Regions from separate parts of the Mus musculus genome. Here region 2 is linked to region 1. The links are chromatin contacts, found by Hi-C in ENCODE. All regions are on one chromosome and are shown on one strand. Each heading gives the region's core, a stretch centred on a gene start or an enhancer-like site at or near the end of the contact. The rest is flanking DNA. Distances are from core to core; before and after follow the strand shown.

Evidence for each region. A loop is a pair of places that touch in the nucleus more often than their neighbours do.
Region 2: a loop to region 1 is called in a map of T-helper 17 cell, with 2.7 times the contacts of the local background. The contact joins the enhancer-like site here to the promoter of Kcnab1 in region 1. A Hi-C loop is called at or near these places in 2 of 37 maps with a recorded cell type or tissue (T-helper 17 cell and left cerebral cortex).

Annotation. Positions count from the first base shown.
Region 1 is chr3:65,107,202-65,110,791 of GRCm38, reverse strand. Kcnab1 (potassium voltage-gated channel, shaker-related subfamily, beta member 1) reads right to left here and starts at 1,778. Exons shown (of 14, transcript NM_010597.5): 1 at 800-1,778. The coding sequence starts at 1,020.
Region 2 is chr3:65,887,142-65,890,731 of GRCm38, reverse strand. No RefSeq gene overlaps it. Among named protein-coding and RNA genes, the nearest start is that of Gm35039, 39 kb to the left of the region's middle. Within about 2 kb of position 1,656, at least 1 of the 3 ENCODE cell types and tissues checked has a DNase peak (open chromatin) inside an H3K27ac peak, as active enhancers do.

The DNA of each region.
Region 1 (3,590 bases), core at 529-3,028:
CTTCTTTGGGTCCCTAAATACTGAGAAGTGCAGAGGAACTACAGCGGGGCTACGGAGCCCATGGCCAGAGTGCTGATGCAAAGCAAACATAATGAAGTGGCAGGGATCGCATTATGGAACGGAGAACTGTTTTTACTACAGGAAGATTTCTATCTACGAAAACAACCAATTCAGTTGTGATACAGGAGACAGGGACACAGACATTCACCGGCACTGAAAAGCTGGTCCCCTGTATTTAACAACAGTCGCACTTCATTCACTTCAGGCAGTAATTTAGATTTCAGTACAGCAGTGTTCAGTCTCTAACACCGTTGTAGGTGTTTCTTGCTACCACAAACCTTCCTTAATAAGAGCTGGGCTTAACATGTTCCCTCGGTCTCTCAAAGGGAAGAGTGCAGCGTGGGATGGGAAACTATTCTGAAAAGCATAAGCGTAGAATCGACAGCCTGTGCATCAAGCAGGACAAACACTTCTGCTCTTGACAAACTGTCCTAGTAGAAAAGAGTTCCTAGCTCTTAGGTGTGTTTTCTCCGCTCTCTGGAACTCATTATGGTCCTAAGGTGTTCGTAACACTTAGAATATAAAAAAATGGGCCACATCTTAAAGATCGCACTTGTGCATGCACAGCAGCTTGGCCCTTTTCAGCTCTCCCCCCACAAAAGGCTAATTTCAAAGCAAACACCTGAGAATTCTAAATTAAGCAAACAAGCGCTGAGTTAAGTCACTTTCAAACAGGAACAACTGCCTGGCTGAACCGTCAAAGAACACAGAAACCCCGGGCAGAGGGACCTCACCATACCTATATTTCATGCCAGTCTGCTTTGCGGTGGACTCTTTGAGAGAAATGTGATGCTGAGGGGTGAAGGTCCCCAGGCTGCGAGCGATGATAGCGACAGTGCGGAATTTGGCCCGGGCTGCGTTCACCACATTGGGGGCGTTGGAGCTCTGCTTGCTCAGAAGTCGGTCCTCACCATTTCGACTCTTCAAATTGTGCTCTGTGCAGGCTATGGAGACTTGCATTGCTTCCCAGGACAGAGCAAGGTCCTCTCAGAACCCCACAACACAGGCGGTCGGCAGAGGGTGAGCAGTTGGGGGGATTTCGGCTGTCTTTTAACCCCTCTTGCCCCCCTTCCTGGATGCCTTCAGAGGAGTCCCAGCAGCTGACTTCAGGACCCACACAGTGGCAGAAGAGGCTGAGGGGCAGGACAGAGTCCCCGGGACCCAAAGAAGTAAACAGCCAAGCTGGAAGTTGCCTCGGCAGCTGGAGCGCGAATCAGCCTCTCCAATCTTCCCAGGCTGTGATCTCGGCTGATTAAACAGCCAGATCCATGTGGTCAGGAGGCTGGTGCAGAAGCCTAGAGCTGAGCATTCATGGTGACTGCACACAGCCCTGCCTGGAGCCAGTCCGAGGTGCCTGAATGCAGAGGGCTGGTTTCTGGGCGCTGGCTCAAAGCAACGCAGGCATACCGCAAGATGCGCTGCTAGCACCCTCTGGATCACAGGCAGGAGGCTCAACTGGAGAGGAGCATCCCAAGAAGCAGCTCACAGCAAGCAGGACCCCGCGGACCCGTGGTCTCCATCCACTATGCCTGCCAACTACCTCGCTCCTGTGCTTAGGAGAATGCGGAGGTGGAGGCTTCTCAAGACCCCTCCCCACTCATCCTCGGGCAAAAGCTGGGTCTCCTGAGCCAGCACTTACTTGGTTAGCGACTGCATAGAAGAGCTGGGAGGTCCCTTTAAGGAGCGCCTTGCCTTTGTGTGCAGTGGGAAGGAAAGATCACTGTGACCACTCCTTACTGGAACAGGACTGGGAGGGCTGTTCCATCAGGGGGCTCTGCCTAGATGCCACCAAATTTTGCTGCAGCGCAGGAGTTGAAAAGGCTGAGTTGGGGAGGCTGAGTGGGGTGCTCTGAGAACAGCACACTACTGATTAACACGTGAATGCTCTTCTGACTTGCTGGAACACAGCTTGGAATTCAGATATTAGCCTTGTCAGGGTTCATATCCCCTCTGCATGTTATTTCTTATGCAGATAAGTTAGAAGTTTCCTGAAAAGCCACAGTGCAGTCTGGATGGAGTGGGGTCTGCTAACGTACTGCAAATTTATTTAAAATACCAGAGTAGAGACGTCTGGGATGCTGCAGGGAGCAATGGGTCCTCCCCGCTGGAGGATACAGGTGGGGGTAGGTGCAATGGGGGAGAAACAGGTCAGGAAAGTAACAGGATCCATATATATTGTCATGGCCACAGGGATGGGCAGCAAGAAGTTCTGTGAGCTGAGCCTGAACCCATATAAGATGCATTTCTTGTTTGGCTGGATGTTCCATTCAGAGCAACTGCTCAAGAAACCTGCTCAGACCAAACTATCAATTAGTTGATAATTCATCTCTCCATTTGAAGTATGAGAGAAATAACTCGTCCTATGAATTTGGTTAAATTATATCTTCTCCAAAAGCTTCTTTCTAAATGTGATCCCCAACAGACCCCACTGTCAAGGAGGAAGAAACAACAAACGCTATTTGTGAATCCATCTCTGTTCTTGGCAATAGAGATCAATATGGAGGGAAATTTAGGAAGCTGTGTCTCAGTTCGTAAGGAGCAGGCAATCTGGGTGGGAAGGACAAAGCACTCGGTCTTCAGAGACTGATTATGTTGAAAATCATACTCTATGTGTCCACGGGAGTGGTACCCACACTAAGCACAACAGAATGAAAAAAGAATGAATTTCAGGAGCCTGGAGAACATTTCTTCATTTCGATCCATTACAACACTTCAGTGGAGCTTCTCTTATAATCTGACTTGGCTACTGGGACACATGACAATGTCCAGAGTTTCAGGAAGCACACGAAGACTCAACAGCCCTCCCAAAGGTATGGACTCCCCTGTGGCAGGACCCATGGGTCTGATCTGATTATCAGGAGTACAGGGAAGCATGTTCACGGATGACATAGCCTGCCTGTATAAATTAATAAATAAAACAGCTGCTCTGGCCACTTCTGCCCAAGCAAATGAAGTTGCAGAAGTGAAATCCTCAAGGAGACTCTGTGCTTGTGTTGAGATCCACTCAAGATATTATTACTCTTAACAACTTTGAACCTGAAGATAAGATTTAAACCACATTGTGGCATCCAATTCTTGATCCTCTATATATTTTCACTCTTTCCCTTAGGAAAATCAGTATGTTCATTAACAGAGGATATTTAGGATGACTGAGGGTGGCAGGGTTAAGTGGGCACCTCTTCTTTTCACCCAGGCAGGAATACTGGGACGTACCTTTCTTTAATCTTTGGAATAAACAGTGGGTAGAGAGGAAGCAGATCATAGGAACCTTTATTTTTGCACACTAAGCCAGCTCATCGGAGATGATCAACGTGAATTGGGAAAGCAGTCAAAATGAGAAGAGGAAGAAGTGGGAGGAATCAAAAGAAAGAGCTTTTAGAAAAGGAAAGTGGGAAAAAAGCAGGCTGGGAACAACAGAGGGAGGTGATGCCCTTCAGACCCGAGGGGTCAGGAACCAGGGACTTTAACTTGGCCACTGGCTTTGGGGGAGGGGAGGTGGGCAGGGGTTCAGCTGAGAGTGCTGCTGGCTT
Region 2 (3,590 bases), core at 407-2,906, 780 kb before region 1:
CATATACAACCACCAAACCTAGACACTATTGCATATGCCGAAAGATTTTGCTGACAGGACCCTGACATAGCTCTCTTTTGTGAGGCTATTCCAATGTCTGGCAAATACAGAAGTGGATGCTCACAGTCATCTATTGGATGAAACACAGGGCTCCTAATGAAGGAGCTAGAGAAAGTACCCAAGCTGCTAAAGGGGTCTGCAACCCTATAGGAGGAACAACAATATGAACTAACCAGTACCCCCCAGATCTGTGTCTCTAGTTGCATATATAGCAGAGGATGGCCTAGTTGGCCATCAATAGGAGGAGAGGCCCTTGGAATTGCGAAGATCATATGCCCCAGAACAGGGGAATGCCAGGTCCAGGAAGTGGGAGTGGGTGGGTTGGGGAGCAGGGCGGGGGGGGTATAGGGGGCTCTGGGGATAGCATTTGAAATGTAAATGAAGAAAATATCTAATAAAAATGCTTTAAAAATGTCTTTATACCCTTACAGTTGCCAAATGCATAATCTGGATACTTCTAAAGTTACATCTCAAAAAAAAAGGGGGGGGGGATGCTAACCTAGCAGAAAGTAATGTTCCAAAGAGACCAGGACTTCACTAGGTTGGATATATCTTTAGCTGTAGTAGGAAGAAAACTTAGCTTTCATCTCTGAGTTCATGTAGAATAAAAGATATTGGGATAGTCAATACGACTCATGGACCCTCTTAACTCCAGTTGCGTATTACTACCTGCTACGGTAGTAAATAACAGAAGTGCTTCAGCGTGGTCTCTGAAACCTTTGCCTTCACTGTCTTCTCCTTTTAAACATTCCTTGCAATGCTGAGAATGAAGCTCAGGACATCAAGCCTGGTAAACTCTTTACTACTAAGCTACATCCTCAGTTGCTGCCTCGGCAGCATCTTGAAACCATCCACCGAGGTAGGCATTGCAGACAACACAGTGAGGCAGACACACACTGGGCGGGCTCTTAGGTAGTGGTCCAAGAGGACCTGGAGTTTGTGTCCTCTGCATCCTGGATCCAGGGGCTTTTCCTTGGACATGTCTCATGAGAGCTATTGGAAAATATAAGTGTCTTTTAGCCTTGTGTGTGACCGTGGTGTGTTGGCATCACACTAGCAGAGCACCTCTCTGAAGAAAGTAGAAAACTAATGTCCATTCATTCAATAAGGAATTTTATTGGATGCTACCCTGTGCCAGGTGGGAGGCTAAGCACTGAAAATTCAAAAGAGAATGAAATGTAGCCTCTATCCCCAAACAGCTCCATTCATTTAGACATTTCCCTTGGATTATGTATATATCATGTTGACAAGGGAAAAAATCATCAATTATGAGATCCCCTAAGTGACACTCTCAGCCCTTCAGTGAGTTCTATACTCAACAGACTCCTGCTGGCTGCGTCCACTGGCAGGAGAAATCACACTTCAAAAATTGTGACAGAGTAGCGAGGAACCAGGAGCAAGGGTGAAAACCTTAAACAAACATTATCTGAGGGTGTCTGGGCTGCAGCCCTCAGCTTAGTGAAGAAATAGATGCTTCCAGAAATGGAACTGGGAGCAAATTCCTGAGCAAAGGCTGAAGGGCTGACGGGAAGTGAGACAGGCCCGAGAGCACTGCCACATGGCCAGCCACAGATAGGGCTGTCCTGTGACTACTCAGCCTTTTAAGGCTCCACAGATGGGGGGAGGGGTTGGGAGACATGATCACCCACACAGCTACTTAATTCTGTGTTGGTGAGGTCAAACTCTGTGTTGGTGAGGGGCAGAGGCTGAAAGTCCCAGACTAGCTCTGAAATAGGGACTCCTCTGAGGCTAGAGACATTTTTAAAGTATTTGGACTTCTTTCCTTAGACCAGGCCTAGTCACACCTTGGTTTATGTAAAATCAACGGTCTTTGGGAGCTTTCTTAGGTCAGCTTTTTATCTACTCATTGAAATAGTATTGAGGGATCATGTTTCACACAAAGAGCCCAAGCTTTCCAGGCCCACACAGGGCCCTCGTGACATAACTTTAAGTCACAGTAAAGGACCGCCAACTTGGATTTCTGCTTCCTTCTGCAGAATTTGTAGCCCAAACACATGGTTTGCATTTAACACCAAAGGCCACATAGAGAACACATAGAGGACACATAGAGAAGATACAAGGGAGTTCACCATAGGAGCTGCCTCACCAGAGGGCAAGTGAAGACCCACATCTTAAATTAGTTTTATTCTAATGTCTAGGAACACAACTCACAGCACCGGAAGTGACTTTGTTTTGTCCTTGAAGGTCACCTTCACCTTAGCTTATCTTTGAAACAGCAACAAAGGAAGGGCTGTAAGGACCAGGTCATCATTCCAAAGAGGAGCCGAACTGAGTTGCTGTGAACATAGATAACATTTGGGAGAGGTCTTAGAAATCATCAAATTCCGTATTTGTCAGTGATACTGCCGAGCAGTGAGAGGTTAACTCAGTGGTAAAGGGTTTGTCTAACGTGCACCAAACCCTGGGTGCCATCTCTATCACCAAAAAACAGACAAAACCATGTCTGATGGACACTAAGGATGGTTGGCTATCATTCACCAACAGGAAAATTTCATACTGAGTAAAGGACTGTGTTCTGATTAGCTAAGGGCTGTGGTTACACAGTTCCACAAACTGTATGTCTTGGACCACAGATATTTATTGTTTCCCAAGTCTGGAATCCAAATCAAGGCATTGGCAGGGTAGTTTCCTGGGGCACGAGGAAATCTCTGTTCCATGCCCCTCTTGGCTAGTTTTCTAGCATCTCTGGCACTTCTAATCTTGTAGAAGCATTGTTTTAGTTTTTAATCTCTCCTTTCGCACACATGTAACTTTCGTTTTGTTTTTGTTTTTTAAGCTGGGATTCTCTGTAGCGTTGGCTGCCCTGGAACTTGCTCTGTAGACCAGGCTGGCCTTGACACTGCCTCTCAAGTGTTAGGATTAAAGGCATGTCCCATCATCACCCCAGTGTTGTGCATCTTTTTCTACACCCAAAGTCTCTTGTTAAGGACACCACCCCTACTGAATTAGAATCTGTTCCAATGACCTTATCTTGACTCATGTCTGCAGTGACTGTATTTTTGCATAAGGTTATATATCTTGAGATACTGAGACTAGGATTTCTATGTGTGGATTTGGTAGGGCTCAATGGAGTCTATAGCAGAAATCATCTATAACATGTTAGATCCTCACTGGAGGGCTGTAAGTTTGATGTGATCTTCATTCTACTGGTATGCCAGGCCCACTGAGGCAGGCAGCAGAGACACATCCCACCAGAAGCATGTGCATTGGTTAGTGTTCTCTAGAGCCACAGAACTTATGGAATAAATCTATTGGAAAGACTTGCAGGCTGTGGTCCAGCTAATTTAACAATGGCTAGCTGTGACTGTAAAGCTTAAGAGTCTAGAGGTTGCTTGGACCCACAAAGCTGCTCCCCTTAAGAAATAGGCTCCAGTGCCAGTGAAGGAATGGATGTGTCAGCAAGACAAGGGCATGCACGTAAAAAGCAAAAGCTTGGGGCTGACGAGATGGCTCAGCGGTTAAGAGCCCTGATTGCTCTTCCAAAGGTCCTGAGTTCAAATCCAAGCAAC